Regions from separate parts of the Homo sapiens genome. Here region 2 is linked to region 1. A link is an interaction called in ENCODE POLR2A ChIA-PET data of the cell type or tissue named here. Cell type or tissue: MCF 10A. All regions are shown on one strand. Each heading gives the region's core, and the rest is flanking DNA. Links, peaks and the distances in the headings are about the cores only. Region 1 overlaps MBTD1 (mbt domain containing 1). Region 2 has its middle 54 kb from the start of TOB1-AS1.

Region 1 (11,895 bases), core at 2,819-7,818:
GCTGGCTATCTTGATCCTTTAAGTACAAAGAGGCCATAAAAGATGCTTGAACAGAAAAATAAAATTAAAATAATTTTTAGGTAAATTAAGTCAATTAGCAGTACACAACAGAGCAGTCTACAGTGTGTTTTGAGGAGAATGCCGGAAATAAAACTAGAGAGAGTGGGAGGAGTTAAAAATCTGTCACAGTAGTAATTGAAGATAACTTTTCTTATGAGTGGCTGCCTGCCTCTCCTCCACAATGCCCTACTACACTACTCACTGAGTATCTTGTCATATTAATACCTGGTAGTAGTCAACATTTGGCCGATGTGAACATGCTGGAAAAAATACAAGTCTTATACTTCTGGATATCATCTTTTGTCCACATTGTCTACCATAGTAGATTCCTAACATGTTTACTTCATGAGCAGTAAAGGGCTTGGTATGGTGGAGGCAGTGGGAATAAACAGAACGGAAGAACCCAAGATATATAAAATTATCAACACTTGTATCAATTTGGTATTAAGGTTCTTACCACTTTATTTTTATTTTTTTAAAATGGAGAATGGGTCTCGCTATTTTGCCCAGGTGGGTCTTGAACTCCTAGGCTCAAGCTAACCTCCCGCCTCTGCCTCCCTAAAAGCTGGGATTACAGGCATGAGTCACTGTGGCCAGCTCTTACCACTTTTTTTAGTACCTCAACTTTTGTTACTTTTCAAAGTAACATATACATTATGGCCTATATATCTGGTCTATTGCTGGATTATTTTTATGGCTGTGATCTAAGAATTACTTTTACATTTTTAATGGTTGAAAAGAAAAAAAGGATATTTCATGATACATAACTATTATATGAAATTCAAATTTCCTGTAAATAAAGTTCTACTGGAACACAATCATGTCCATTTGTTTATGTATTGCTAAGGGTGCTTTCATGCTATAATGATAGAGACGGATAGCTGTGACAGAGATCATATGGCCTGCAAAGTTGAAAATATTTGTTTGGCTTTTCACAGAAAACAATTTGCCAACCCCTGCCCTATATCATAACATATTTTTTATTTGGCAATACTTGCAAAATTTATAAACATGCTTTTTTTACGAAAGGTTACAAGGATCTCTGCATTTTCTACTAAACTATTATTCATGCTTTTCACCTGCTAATTTTACAATTCCAGCAATCCAGAAGACTTTGGTAGGTAGGCTGCAGTCTGTATTGGGAACTTCTACTCTCACATTTTCTGAGATATCACCCCAGCAGGTCCCCATAGGTGCCTGTCACATAAAAATCATTAAATTATTGTCTTATTAACATAAAGCCTAAAACATATCAATGAAAATTAAGCAGTACCATCAATAATAGGAATATTAAACTAAAAATGTCATTTTAATTCCGTTTGTTTCCTAGAATTCTATCTGGAAAAAGCCAGTTTCAGGGACAAACAAGATAAAGAGAAAATTCACATATATTAGACTAGATTCATGCTGACTTCAAAATCTGATACTGTCCTAATATGAGATTTAAGCAGCGATTTTTCTATGAGTGGAATTACAAACTCAATAGCAGATTTAATAGGATTAAACTGATTTAAGAAATTTTTAATATGTACTGAGTGAATACACTTCACCCTAATTTCTACTTTTAAAAGATCTGGCCTAAGAGCAGAAAGAAAAACAATTCCAATCAGCAGTGTGGTTTCCAACAACATGAATAAGAGAAATGAAAATTTTCAATTTAAATTAAATTCATAGATTAGAAATCTAGTCCACATAGATGGACGTGAGGGAAAAGCACTGGATAAAGTTATTAAGAAGGTGGAGTTGAAGAGTTTTGGAGATGAGTACCATGGTAAACTATTTAAATTATTATTTCAAAATTTCTCATGTAGAAATTACTATAAAGAGAAAACTTCCAATGTTAGAACCGGTAATCACTAGCCTCCCACAGCAAATGGTTAAGATGGGGACTCGGAAAATCAATTAAATGAGCATCATGAAGGGATTTTCTGAAATCTAACAGATGTTCCCAAAGTATTGTTTCCATTATATTTTAATCTTTAAAACTCAAGGCAATTCACAATTACTTGGAACTTATGCAATGGTAAATTAAATCAAATAAGCAAATTTAAGAATATAAATGCTGATAACACTAAACAGTTTGTGTTGCTCTGGACAGTCAGTTCCTCATTCAATTTAGAATGTTGATCATAAAGAAAAGGATTATGTGAGGTTATAAAAGACTTGATAGTATGAACAAATCAGGAAAAACCAAAATAGCCTCAAAGCTCAAAGATGAGCAAAGATATCTAGGAGTTACATGAACTAGCCAATTTGAACATTAGGCAAATGTCCTCCATGCAAGGCCCCTCCTACTTTGGTGGATGCTCACCCAACAGGAGGATTAGCCTAAAACAACATTCAACCCCTACCCTCTTAGTAGTTTCTGGAATTTCTGAAGGAGAGGAAGAGAATGTCAAATACTGAAGTTGGATAAGTCTAGAAACCAAAGACAGAATCAATTAATGGCTACTGGTTTAAGTAGTAAGCAATGAGTTTACCTCAGTAACTTGGAGAAATGGACAAGCTCAACTATTTGCGGTTCTGGAAGGGTACATATAACTATCTCCCCGACTTGTGCAAAAAATAATATATTCATTGTGACTACCTCTTCTTTAAACTGAAAGACTGGACTCTTCAGGTTCTGCTATCTTTCCCCTATATCATTCTAGACTGTAGGGCCATCCCTATTGCCAGCAGATATGATTAAAAAGGAGACACTAGAAAGAAGACAGGTAACATAGAATAAACTAACATATATTAACACAAAGATCATGTATTAATTTCTGTGAGGATGTACCTATTCGAGTAGATAGATGCAGTTAAATGAATGCAGTGCAGCATCCATCCCTCTGTCTGGTTACCAAATCTGTGAATTGGGTTTATTTTTCACTGAGAAGAAAGAGGCGTGCTTATGCTAATGAGCTGGGGGTCAGGTTGGCACACTGGTAAGTAAGTTTGGCATACAGTACTCCTTTTTGAGCTAAATGTGTCATAGACTTTTATTTTTTTAAAGCCTTAACATTTGTTGGAGAAAACTTTTAATATTATTTTATTAAAGAAAACAAAATGTCAATATGCTTGCTTAAAAAATAATGTTCACTTTGGTGGAGGATACTGTGTTTTGGTCCCTACAGTCTGGATTGGTATAGGAGAAAGTAGCAGAAAGTGACATTTGTTCTTGCCTGTAAGGTTGTGGTTCTGCTAGGCCCTCTTAAACCAATCCATATGGTTCATTCTAAGAAAAAAAGTGAAGAAACAAAAACATCAACAAGAAAGAGCACCACGGTCATAGCATAGTATGTGCTCAATGTGTTGAAATAACACGGTAATTTCATAGATATGTCTGCCCTTTTGTTTAAAATGAATATTCTTAAGTGTGGAAGACTAAATGACCCAGGGCTTGACAGCCATCTTCATCCAAGTCATCTGTCTTCTCTTGCTGGCAGGAGGGATACCTCTGAAAGTCTGGATTGGCATAGCATGAACTAGCAGAACCATAATTTACAGGTAACAACAAATTTACCTTCCAGACTCAGGACGCGAGGTCCACCTCAGGCTCCTCCCAAACAAGGAAGATCTGCTCCACCACTTCCTGCTCCAGGGCCACTCGTGAGGGCTATCTGGGAGCGACTCTCCTTCCCTGCAAGGTAAGCTGTCATCAGGTCCTGCAGGACATGGCCAAATCCAAATGCTGAGGGGTCCCCAACACAAATGTATGACAACCTCCACATGACTGTAAGAAAATAAGTGGGTGGGAAGTCTTATTTGCTGTACTTCAAGATCATTCCCAGATGGTCCAACAGCTCAGCTGGCTAGTATTCAGACTCTCAGGAGGTTGATGCACTGCACACACGATGCTTTATGGCAGAGATACAGATTTCCCTCTGCAGAGCTGCCAACCAAAGACAACCATACAATCTTTAATATTAATCTGTAAGTGGGCAGAGACAAGACCTGAGGTTGCATATAGGTAACCAAGAAGGAATAATTTATCCCAATGAGATGGCAAATGTACAAAAAGCCATCATCAAAATGTCTTCAGACTAACAGGCAAAGTACATCTAGCAGAGGATGATGAAATATTATTTGGAAGGGGAGAAAACATTACAGAAAATTAAGTAGAAAGAAATGAGAGTTCCTAACTACTTACAGAATTTTCTGGTAGAAAGTAGAAAAAGAAAAGAAAAACTGTTCCTGCCTTCTCCATAAAGTCCACTCACCTTTTTTTTGAGACAGAGTCTTACTCTGTCGCCCAGGCTGGAGTGAAGTGGCGCGATCTCGGCTCACTGCAACCTCCGCCTCCTGGGTCCAAGCCATTCTCTTGCCTCAGCCTCCCGAGTAGCTGGGATTACAGGCGCATGCCACCAAGCCTGGCTAATTTTTGTATTTTTAGTTTTGCCATGTTGGCCAGGCTGTTCTCTAACTTGTGACCTCAGACGATCTGCCTGCCTCAGCCTCCCAAAGTACTGGGATTACAGGCATGAGCCACTGTGCCTGTCCTCTACTCATCTTTTGATTTGATACCAGAATCTATCTTTTGGGGTGGTGGTAGCAGGCAGATGGGGAGTCCAAGGAGAGGACAAAAAGGAAAATGGGAGGCCTAGGGTGGAAGTAAGATTAAGGCTGAGATAATGCTATGTATATGTAAAAAGATAGGAAGCACTGGTTACTAATTTGAAAGGCGGCCAGGTGTGGTGGCTCACGCCTGTAATCCCAGCACTTTGGGAGGCTGAGGCAGGTGGATCACCTGAGGTCAGGAGTTCAAGAGCAGCCTGGCCAATATGGAGAAATCCTGTCTCTATTAAAAATACAAAAATTAGCTGGGTATGGTGGCACATGCCTGTAGTTCTAGCTACTTGGGAGGCTGAGGCAGGAGAATCACTTGAACCCAGGAGGCAGAGGCTGCAGTGAGCCAAGATTGTGCTACTGCACTCCAGCCTGGGCAACAGAGCAAGACTCTGTCTCAAAACAACAACAACAACAACAACAACAACAACAACAACAACAACATGCATAAAACAGTCCATAATTTTTTTTAAAAAACCATATTAAACCAATATCACTAAAGAATTGGCATGGTGTGGTGGCTCACGCCAAGGACTTTGGGAGGCCAAGGTGGGCAGATCACTTGAGGCCAGGAGTTCAAGACCAGCCTGACCAACAAGGTGAAACCCTGTCTCTACCCAAAACACAAAAATTAGCCGGGTGTGGTGGCACGCACCTGTAGTCCCAGCTAGTCAGGAGGCTGAGACACAAGAATTGCTTGAACCCAGGAGGCGAAGTTTGCAGTGAGCCAAGATGGTGCCATTACACTCCAGCCTGGGTGACAGAGCAAGACTACATCTCATAAAAAAAAAAGAAAAAAAAAAAAAGGAAAAAAAAATTTAAGTTAGGCTTTCTTTAAAACAACGGAAAGACAGGGCCAGGCATGATGGCTCATGCCTGTAATCCCAGTACTTTGGGAGGCCAAGGTTGGGGGATTGCTTGTACCCAGCAGTTTGCAACAGCCTGGACAACATGGCGAAACCCCGTCTTTACTAAAAATAGAAAAAAATTAATACAAAAAATTATCTGGGCATGGTGGTGTGTGCCTGTAGTCCCAGCTACTTGTGAGGCTGAGGTGGGAGAGTCACCTGAGCCCAAGAAGTTGAGGCTGCAGTGAGCTGTAATCGTGCTACTGGACTCTAGCCTGGGCAACAGGAGTGAGACTGTTTAAAAAAAAAAAAAAAAAGACAAGACAGGTGATGTTTATTATGTTAGAGTCCACTGCTTTCCCGCAGAGAGTTTATTTCATGGCAACACTCAGACTAGCTAACTGAGATGGAGCACTAAGAAGTACCAGAAACTAATTTAAGTTTTATTTCCATTAGAAGGAAAATCCTGCAATCTAGAATGCTACATTGAAGATTTTAACTTTCGTTAAAATGGAGATGAAGTATTATGATTTATTTCTAACCTTTAATAGAGTCCTGTGTGTGGGGTCACGACTAGGGAAAAAAAAAACCAAAAATGACTCTACTTGAAAAAGATTTTACTAATAAGCACATAACTGAGAAATAGATAATGAGTTTTACTGTAAACTATTGCTACTGTACATACACAAAAGGGCTTTTATTTTTCTTTCCTTAAAACCTAAAAGTATATGGGATACACACTGCAAAAAAACATGGTAACTTTATCCCTTCAAAAAAGCTGACATACATATAGGTCAGGCAAAAGAAAGAGGATTAGAGTATGTCACGTAAGTAACAAGAGGGTATCTGTGGAGGCAGAATGAAAAAGTATGCGGCCAGGCGCGGTGGCTCACACCTGTAATCCCAGCACTTTGGGAGGCCGAGGTGGACAGATCACGAGGTCAGGAGTTCGAGAACAGCCTGACCAACATGGTGAAACCTTGTCTCTACTAAAAATACAAAAATTAGCCGAGTGTGGTTGTGTAGGCCTGTAATCCCAGCTACTCAGGAGGCTGAGGCAAGAGAATTGATTGAACCCGGGAAGCAGAGGTTGCAGTGAGTCGAGATCACACCACTGCACTCCAGCCTGACTGAAAGAGTGAGACTCCGCCTCAAAAAAAAAAAGAAAAGAAAAGAAAAGAAAAAGTATGATAAACTCAGCTGAAAAGTTTCTGCATCTATGTGTACAAATGACTTTTTTTTTTTTTTTTGGTACAAACTACAACTGTATTTGAGGGAGAAAATGGGATGATTTCAACATTTCTGATCTTAGTAAAGACAGCATCAATAAGACATGGGATTATTAGTTTAGGTACCAAACAGAAGAAATCTGAAGTCTGTAAATATAAAACTGAAAGAAAATGACTTTATGTACATTTATACATTTTAGCCCGTGCTACAATACCCAGGAAAAAAAAAGTTTTACTTGATTTCACATGGCAAATAATGGGAAATAGAAGTGCTTCAATTTAGTCTTTAAGTAATTAAAAAATAATGAAGAGTGCTTAATTTATTTATCTATTTATTTTTGAGATGGAATTTTGCTCTTATTGCTTAGGCTAGAGTGCAGTGGCGCAATCTCAGCTCACTGCAACCTCCACCTTCCGGTTTCAAGCAATTCTCCTGCCTCAGCCTCCCAAGTCTAGCTAATTTTTTTTCTATTTTTAGTAGAGACGGGGTTTCACCATGTTGATCAGGCTGGTCTTGAACTGCTGACCTTGTGATCCGCCTGCCTCGGCCTCCCAAAGTGCTGGGATTACAGGCGTGAGTCACCGTGCCTGGCCTGAAGAGCATATATTTTTATTTATTTTTTGAGACAGTGTCTCATTCTGTCACCTAGGCTGGAGTGCAGTGGTACGATCAGGGCTAACTGCAGCCCTGACCTCCTGGGCTCAAGCAATTCTTCCCCTTCAGCCTCCTGAGTAGCTGGGACTACAGGCATGTGCCACCATGCCCAGCTAATTTTTTTGTAGAAATGAGGTCTCACTATGTTGCTCATGCTAGTCTCAAACTCCTGGGCTCAACTGATCCTCCTACCTTGGCCTCCCAAAATGCTGGGATTACAGGCATGAGCCACTGCTCTTGGCTAGAGTGCTTTAAAGCCAAATGTTCTGAATATACAGACATCAACTGAAGGCTCTGCTGGGTTAAAGTTAAATTACTAATAGAAAATAATCTGTGAATTTCTTTGATCTATACATTGCACCTAACTGGCATATAATACTGTATTACTATTTTGGAGATTTTTCCACCATTAGGATAGATATGGATACTGCTCTTAGGGGCTTAATTAAAAAGCACATTAAAAAAAAAAAAAGACTTGCATTATGAAAAATGGGTTAAAGCCCAAAGCTGAAAATTATAGTCCAGCTACTCAACAAAGTAGCAAGTATTCTTCATTTATAAGAGATGGACTAGCTGAACCAGATGATTTTAAAGATGCCTTCTAGCTTTGTGATTTAGGATTAATTAAAAGTGATATTACCCAATTTTAGTGGTTTCCAGCCTCAGGAACTGCCAACGATGGGGTGTTCAAATGTCAGGAGCCAAGGCTCTGGCAGCAACACCCCATCTCTGCCAGAACAATCAACGCAGTTTCCTCTTATCCTGTGTTCTGAGGTCTAAGATTTTTGTTAGAGAAAAGGGGAATTCTTGCCAATGTATGGCAAGTAAAGAAAAGAAAAAAAAAAAGGGCAATTATGATGCTTAAATAAAAGGTCTGAAAAACTAACCCCTAGATACAATAAAAGACATATCGGCCAATCATAATACACAGATTTTTTAGTAGTATATATGTGTGTGTGTATGTGTGTATATATATGTATAAACACACACATATATATATACATACACACATATGTATATATGCACATCATATATATATACACATACACATACACTTTTGTAGAGACAAGGTCTTGCTATGTTGACCAGGCTGGCCTCAAACTCCTGGCCTCAAGCCATCTTCCTACCTTGGCCTCCCAAAGTGTTGGGATTACAGGTATAAACCATTGTGCCCAGCCTAAGTAGAAATATTAAATGTCAATTGGGGCTTGATTTCCACTGCCGATTATAAAAAAAAAATTGTCCAATACTGTTGTAATTGAGTGACTGAGTATAAGCCACTATAAATAGTTACAGGAATTATCAAAAAAGATATAGTCCTATGATCTACTCTGTAGAAAGTTCTTTCTCAGAAGCTTACAGACAGACCATGGAAAGAAGAATTATATTCTTGAAATTCTATGATTTTAGAACTAATCACAGTAATATCTAAGTGCTGGAAAACAGAAAGTATTTATCTGGGATCCTTATTCTAGAAGAAGAGGTTGGGTTAAGTTAAAGAAGCCAGGGCTCTGACAGCGTCCCCATCCCAATTCCTGACTCAATCACAACAGCTCCGCTTCCGTGTTACATGTTACATGCTGGGTGTTCTTTCATAAATTATGTTTGAAAAAGAATCCCCTAGGAGCAGGAAAGGCTCCCGACTTGTACTCAAGTAGAAGAGAAGGCAGGTGTAGAGTCTGGAACAAAGAGGCCTTCCTGACTAATGAACCAGTTTCAGAGCAAGTATCAAGTCTTAGAAGACTTTGATGATACAAGGCAGGATCTTGTACTCCTAGTAGCTCCTGACTATAGGTTTTCTAAAGACAAAGCTAGTAACTCTCCTTAGAGACCCAGAAAACTGTTTCGGAGGGGACAACCAGGAAGAGTCAACTCTAAAGGACAAAATCAAGTGCAGCAATGAAGTGTGGCCCCCTTAACAAAATGGCTTCAAATGAATATGCCAGTTAAGAGAGCAAGCTCTTTGTACAAAAACATACCAAGGAATTACTAAGACAGATTTTTCCTGTTTGATAAGAAGGCAGTAAAGAGAGGTAAATGGAACAGGAAGGCACTGGGTCCACATAATTGAGAAACAGATGCCTCACTTCTGAGTGAGAAAGCAGAGGCTCCACATTCTTATCATTAATCATGTGGTAAGGTTAGCTGCTTGATTCCCTGATAGAACATTTCAATCTCAAAAAAGGCAGAATTGAACAAAGTCAATCAAGTTCATTATTACCATAGAGATTTTCTCATAAATAACTTTAATATAGTATAACAATTCAAAGATTTGGACAGAAAACAAAATGTTATGCTTCTGGGGTTGAAATGCCATTTTTTTTAATACCCTGACTACTTACAGAAAACAGTCTGATATGGTTTATAATATAAAAGGAGATACAAAGAGAGAGAAAGGCCATTCCGAAGGAGACAAAAGACAAATGTTCCAGGAATCTGAGATGAAAGAGTTACTGTAACTGAGAACTTAATCTAATTCTGAGCGTCAAGAAAGCAATATCCCAAGAGAAGAGAGTTAAAGATTTTCTTTTTAAAGATCTCTCTTTAAAGCTGCTATTGCTGTGTATGGAATATTTCTCACAAATGTGACACTATTATCAACATTACAGCAAAATAAATCACCTACTTTACACAGAAATAAGATTCCATTTAAGGCAAGATGTCACTGACTAAGGGCTTCATATTGTATTTTCAAGAATGAGAATTAGCAAATTAACCTGCTTGACTTTGATCAAACTCCTTTAATGGCCATGAATCAGTGAAAATTCACTTAGATTTCTACAACAGGAACCTAAGCTCAGCTTTGTTCATATGCTGTTATCTAAAAATAAAGCCCTAATTTTTTTTTTTTTTTTTTTTTTGAGACTGAGTGTCGCTCTATTGCCCAGGCTGGAGTGCAGTGGCGTAATCTCAGCTCACTGCAACCTCTGCCTCCTGGGTTCAAGTGATTCTCATGCCTCAGCCTCTCGAGTAGCTGGGACTACAGGTGCCCACCATCACCCCTGGCTAATTTTTGTATTTTTAGTAGAAACGGGGTTTCACCATGTTGGCCAGGCTGGTCTTGAACTCCCGACCTCAGGTGATATGCCTGCTTCGGCCTCCCAAAGTGCTGGGATTACAGGCGTGAGCCACCGTGCCCGGCCTAGAGCCCTAAGTTAACAAAATGTTAAATGCAAACAAAAGTTCATGTATTTTCTAAATTCTCTTTTCTTCTTAAACATGTATAGCAGCAGAAAAGATCTTTAAGTATTAATTAAAGTTGTAGTCAGGTTAAACAAGTATTGGACAGAATTAATCAAATCTAAAGGAATAAAATAATCAAAAGGAAAGAACTTGTCATCAGATAAATTTTAAACATAATTCTAAATTATTTTAAATGCTCTGTAACAATCCACTTGCTGAAAAGAAAACCTTTTAAAGGGTTTCTCATGATATATATATATAGCACATATTTTAGCTCACAATACTATGTTACTAATAGTTCCTTGTTTTTGTGACTTAACATTTGGAGACAAAAAAATTAGAAAAAAGATCCTTCCTCTTCTGAATTATCAGTTCAAATTGCAGATTTAAGTAACATACACAATGAATGGTTTGTTAGGTCAAATCGTATGACATTGTCAATATGCATATTTTTGATATACAATACTAGCAATTTCATTTACTTTCATTTTTTGTAGAAAAGAAGTCTCACTCTGTAGCCCAGGATGGTCTTGAACTCCTGACCTCAAGTGATCCTCCTGCCTCATTCTCCCAAGTTGCTAGGAATACAGTTGAGCCACTGTGCCCGGACAAAGCTAGCAGTTCAACTTAATATGAACATCTGATGAGGCTGGGTATGGTGGCTCATACCTGTAATCCCAGCATTTTGGGAGGCAAAGGTGGGAGGACTGCTTGATGCCAGGAGTTTGACACCAGCCTGGGCAACACAGCGAGACCATGTCTTTACAAAAAAATTTAAAAAATAAATAAATATAAAAGAAAATTAGTATTTATAAGAGAAGACTAGTACTTCTCCCTGTTTAAAATAACTTCAAACTGCAATTTCTCTATAGGAAACTTGTACTTACAAAACTTACAGAAGTTCTTGTTAACTATTATTAAGTATAATAATAAAAGAAGCATTTCAGTTACAAGACATAAAAACAAACACCTTCTAAGGATAAGATGCTTAGGTGTTATTGTACCTTCAGATTTAAACAATGACTAAGTACTTCAAAATAAGGTGAGAAATTCTGTACTTACATGTTTAAAACAGGTAACCGGAGCTGCTATAAAGCTATTGCTATTGATGTAGTTACCCCAGCTGAAACCTTCCATGGAGACTGCTAAAATGAAACAAATTTAGATGTATTATAATTCTCAAATCTTTTATTTATAAGAAGGTTATCATTGTTAAAATGTGTGAAAGGACATAAAATTAATTTATCCCATTTAAAGAACGTTTTCTTTATGTAAAGATCAAATAACTTCTCTAAATAGCATGAGCTTTGGCTTATATCATATTTGCAAACAAACAGGAGTTTCTTTATGTTTTTGAGACTGAGTCTCCCTC
Region 2 (5,000 bases), core at 1-5,000, 290 kb before region 1:
CCTTGGAAAGCCCAGTACCTGGTGAGTAGGGAAGTGTCCTCCCAGGTGGTTCCAACCTTTAACCCAATTCCTCTGTCTTGGAGGCAAAGGGAAAGGACGTGGCTGATCCCCGCAGAGCCCAAGGCCAGCCACCATCCTTTCATGGAGCCAGGCAGCTTCGAGAAGCCACTGAGGCTCCTTGTGCTCCTTGTGTGGGCACAAAGTGTGGGCTTCTGGAGGGGGTCCTTGGACCTCTATCTCAGCAGGGACATTCCTCCTCCCCCCGCCTTCCAGACCTCCTGCTCCAGATGCCTGGCTTCTCCAGGGCACCCCGATGGGTGGCTCTGCCACCCCAGGACACTGGACTGGGGCCACCCTTACAGAACCGGTTCGAAGCCAAACAATGGCACGTCACAGTCCAGCTGAGCCGGAGGCCTCAGCAGGGTAAGTACAAGTGAGGCTGTGGCCAAGAGGGGCATAGGTGCCAGGGACTCAGAGGCGGGCGCGCGCAAGTGCCAGCAAGCCCTCACTGCCTAACATGGCAGCCCCATGGCTTCCTCTCTTCCCCGTGACCTGACTGCAGCTTTGAGGACAGCACTTGCCCTCCCCTCCCAGGCAGCGGGCCCCTTCCCTGGCCCCAGAGGTGAAGGAGGGCGACTTCCCCAGGGAGAGGAAGCAGAATGACGGCCTGCAGCTTTCCTGCCGCGGGAGGGGAACTTCAGGTCAGAATGGCCGTCTCAACCTCATGGAAGCCTCCCTCTGGACTGACGAGTGACCGCTGTTGTGGTGGGAGGTCCACCTTCCCGCAAAGGGAGCCAAGAGCCCAGAGGGGTCACTTGGGCCCAGGGAGGGTGGGACACAGACGTCTGGGTGGAAGTTGGACAAAGTCTGGCAGAATGGGGCACCAGGGCACAGTAAGACCCTGGCTGGGACACTGAGTGGGGACAGTCCCCAGCAATTCCCTTGGAGATAAAGAGCCTGCGGCAGGTCCCAGATCCTGACAGAGGACAGACAGGAGGGGACAAGCTGGTGGTGGGGGTGAGCTGGCTAGGCAGAAAGCTCTGTGGACACCTGAGGCCTCCTCCTGGAATTGCCCCAAGCCATGTGGCTAAGGCCTAGGGAGACCCTCACCATGTGGGGTGGGGTGGGGTGGGGGCCCCTAGCCAAAGCTGGGAAAAGGCAGAGCCTTCAGAGAGCCTCCTAGGGACAGCAGCAGAGAGGAAGCCTTCGAGGCCTTTCCAAGCTCCCCGCTGCCCGGCTCTCCTCCTGCCCAGCACACCGTGGGTGGACTCCAACCTACAGCTTCACTGATCTCAGAAGGTCCCACCCTCTCCCGCCTTGTGCTTCTGACTGTTTATTTCCTGCAGAGGAGTCAGTGTTACTGCCACTGAGAACAGAGATGGCTCCACCCAGAGGGCCCACCCTTGGGGCACAGGGGACCCTTGCCCATACCCCCTGCACCCTGGCTCCATCCTAATGCAGGGATATGAGCTTGGGCCTGTGTCACAGCTGCTTCCTGGGCCTCTGAATCCTCATCCTTGAGCTGAGGGTGTGAGACCGGAAAATCCAAGCCACCATCCAGCCCCAATGTCTCCCCATCCCATGACTCTCTTCCCCAAATAACACATCTCCCCAAATACCTCTCCTCCTCCCCAGTGAGAGGAGGCGCAGGGGAGGTTGTTGGATAACTGTGCCTTCTCCTCCCCGAATCCCAGCCTCTCCTTCTGGATCCCACACCCAGGGGCCCAGCAGTCACGGGGCTCAGGGTGCTCCCCAGCCTTTACAGTTTACCCATCCCTGCACAGTAGCCATGATTTCATTTCCTCCTCACTGCAAGGTAAAGATCATTAGTTCTCTTTTATAGGTGAAGAGACTTAGACTCAGACAGACCCTGTGTCTTGCTCAAAGTCACCTGGCCAGTCAGGGGTAGGGCTGGGTTTCGAACCCAGGGGCAGGCCCTCTCCGCCCCCCGGCATCGGTGCAGAGCCCTGGGTCGCCCTCCTCCAAGGTCGTTGTGGTGTGAACAGCCAGGCGCCTTCATGCAGGGCCTGACTGCAGCCGCCAGAGCCTGGTGATGTCAGCATTGCCATGGAAACCCTTCCCCGGGCGTCGGGCAGGACCAGCCTCCCCAGCGCAGTTTCCCTTTGTGTGGACTTTGCAATGCGTTGCCAAGGCAGTGGGGCCTGCTGGGCGGGTTGGCATGGGGTGGGGAAGGCAGACAAAAACCCACACTGCAACTGGCAGCTCACAACAGGGCCCACGGTGCTTGTGGGAGGGAGGGGCTGCAGGCTGGTGGCCTAAGGCGTGAGAGTCGGTGGGCAGGGGGTTACCCACACACCTGCTTAGGACCCCCATCTGGCAACAGCCTTTTGGCGTCTTTGGTGCTATTTTGGGGTCCTGCTGCCTAAGAATCACCTGGGCCTGGGTGTTGTGAAAAAGGCAGACCTGCTGGGCCGGGGTGGAGAGGAGTCAGCAGTTTAAACAAACCCCCAAGGCAATTCGCGTATGCCACCAATTCCGAGGACACCTTCAGGGAAGAATAACATTTATTGAGCACCTAGCTATGCCAGGCAGGCCCTTCTGCCTATTTTCTTTCTTTCTTTCTTTCTTTTTTTTTCCGACAGAGTCTCACTCTGTTCCCCAGGCTGGAGTGCAGAAGCGCGATCTCAGCTCACTGCAACCTCTGCCTCCCGGGTTCAAGCAATTCTCCTGCCTCAGCCTCCCGAGTAGCTGGGACTACAGGTGTGTGCCACCATGCCTGGCTAATTTTTGTATTTTTAGTAGAGACAGGGTTTCACCATGTTGGCCAGGCTGGTCTCTAACTCCTGACCTCAAATGATCCGCCTGCCTCAGCCTCCCAAAGTGCTGGGATTACAGGCGTGAGCCACTGCACCCAGCCCCCTTCTGCTTATTTGCTCTTGCATTATAATCCTCACAGCAACCTTGAGTGGGAGAAGGGGACAGAAGAAAATTTTTTGTGTGGTTTTTTAAAAAAATCCTCATTTCCCAGAGGAAGACGCTGAAACTCAGAGAGGTTAAATCTCTGCTTGCCCACGGTCACTCGGCATAGATGTGGCTGAGTCCAGATTCTAACGCTGTAGCCTCCTCGCCATCCAAGCTGGGCCTGTGGCCTGGCAGTGTTCGCTTCCTCCTCTTGCTGGTTTTCCAGGAAGAATCCTAAAGTACCTTTGCAGAGTGGGCCAGCTCTGTCCGAAGCCTCCCACGAGCTCCCGGATCTAAGAGGGGATTGAGCCAAGCGAGAATCTCCAAGCCCAGGCCCCTCCCCAAACTGGCTGCCTGCAGAGGCTTAGAAAGCCTGCCCAGCCTAGTAAGGAAAACCAATGCCCTGGCCAAAGTCTCTCCTGTCCTCCAGCCACCTCGGCCCTCCAGCCACACCCTCCTCTGTCCTGCAGGCTGCCCTGGCCTCCGTGCTCCCTGAAAGAGCTCCTGAAGCCTCTGCTTCCTCCCCTCGCCCAGGGATAGGTGGTCTCTGACCCAGTCCACGGAGATGCCCCCTTCTTGGAAGTTTCCGGGAAGAGAAATTCGGTCGCCTTTGCTGGCGATGTTGCAGAGCCTCCTCTTACAACCGACAGCCTTCCTGTGTCCGTCCTCCACACTTCTGCTTTCTCTGAAGCCTGATTCCTTAAGAACTGTCTCTCTCTTTCTTTCTTTCTTTTCTTTTCTTTTTTTTGAGTCTTGCTCTGTTGCCCAGCCTGAAGCCCAGTGGCACAATCTCTGCTCACTGCAACCTCTGCCTCCCAGGTTCAAGTGATTCTCCTGCCTCGGCCTCCCTAGTAGTTGGGGTTGCAGGTGTGCACAACCACACTCAGATAGATAGTTTTTGTATTTTTAGTTCAGACAGGGTTTCACCATGTTGGCCAGGCTCGTCTCAAATTCCTGACCTCAGGTGATCTGCCTGCCTCAGCCTCCCAAAGTGCTGGGATTACAGGTGTGAGCCACTGCGCTTGGCCTCTCTCTTTCTTAACAACCTCTCTGAGGGCTCAAGGGGAAGGAACCCTACCCTTCAGCCCCGGGGCCCTATTTTGCCCGCTGACTCTGAAGCTGAGACTCTGCCTGATGCCACAGCCCCAGGATCCAGGCCCCTCCCTCTCCACCTGCATCTCCTTTATTTCTCATTTATTTATTGATTGATTTTTTTTGAGACAGGGTCCCGCTCAGTCACTTGGGCTGGAGTGCTGTGGCACCATCACAGCTCACTGCAGCCTCAGCCTCCCGGGCTCAAGCGATCCTCCTACCTCAGCCTCCCAAGCAGCTGGGACCACAAGTGCCCACCACCAGGCCCAGCTAATCTGTAAATTTTTTTGTAGAGAGAGGGTCTTCCTATGTTTCCCAGGCTCGTCTCCAACCCTTAGGCTTGAGTGATCCTCCTGCCTTGGTCTCCCAAAGTGTTGGGGTTACAGGCACCATGCCCAGCTGTGAATCTCCCTTACTAAGGTCAACAAACACTAGTGACCTCCACTGAGAGCTGGTGAGAACTAACCTCATGCCAGGGATGCCAGGAATGGTTGGATGGTGAATGGTGTTGGGGTTCAGCTTGTGCTGGGCACACCTAAAGCCAGCCAGGGTTCCAGTCCCAACATGACCAGGCCCTGCCTGTCCCTTCATTGAACAAGTATTTCCTGAAGTCTGTGCTATGTAATAGGAAGCGGTTTTTTTTTTAAAGTCCCCAAACAAGCCAAGGATGGAGGAGAATTAATAAAAGACAAACAATGGAATAACTGTGACCCCTGTGTCCCCATTGTAGAAGAGTACAACCTAGTCACAACCTAGTCGTAGTTCATGTTTGACTTTGGGATGAAGAGGAGGCATACTCCTGAATGCTGACAATGGTCATCGCTAGCTGGTGGCCTTTTAGGTGACTTTTATATACATTTGCTGCGCTTTCCAAACTTTCTATGCTGTAAGATGGAATTTTTATAAGCAGAGGAGCCCTGGCAAGCCTGAGTATTTGTTGAGAGCCTCTTAAGGAAAGCTCGTTGTCTACAGCCTCTGGGTCTGGA

What was found. Peaks named below come from ENCODE experiments on the same cell type or tissue, not always from the same donor. Only the 100,000 strongest peaks of a DNase experiment are listed, where the experiment ranks them.
Region 2: POLR2A ChIA-PET joins it to region 1 with 5 read pairs; 2 of 35 experiments call an interaction of 5 or more read pairs at or near these places.

The regions. Positions count from the first base shown.
Region 1 is chr17:51,205,749-51,217,643 of GRCh38, forward strand. It overlaps MBTD1 (mbt domain containing 1), which reads right to left. Exons shown (of 17, transcript NM_017643.3): 6 at 11,586-11,668; 7 at 1,140-1,257. Among named protein-coding and RNA genes, the nearest start is that of NME2, 45 kb to the left of the region's middle. In MCF 10A, for the core only: no CTCF peak of the experiment used is centred there; no DNase peak of the experiment used is centred there.
Region 2 is chr17:50,917,774-50,922,773 of GRCh38, forward strand. No RefSeq gene overlaps it. Among named protein-coding and RNA genes, the nearest start is that of TOB1-AS1, 54 kb to the left of the region's middle. RefSeq lists enhancers at 1-882, 140-309. In MCF 10A, for the core only: no CTCF peak of the experiment used is centred there; a DNase peak (open chromatin) is centred at 2,098.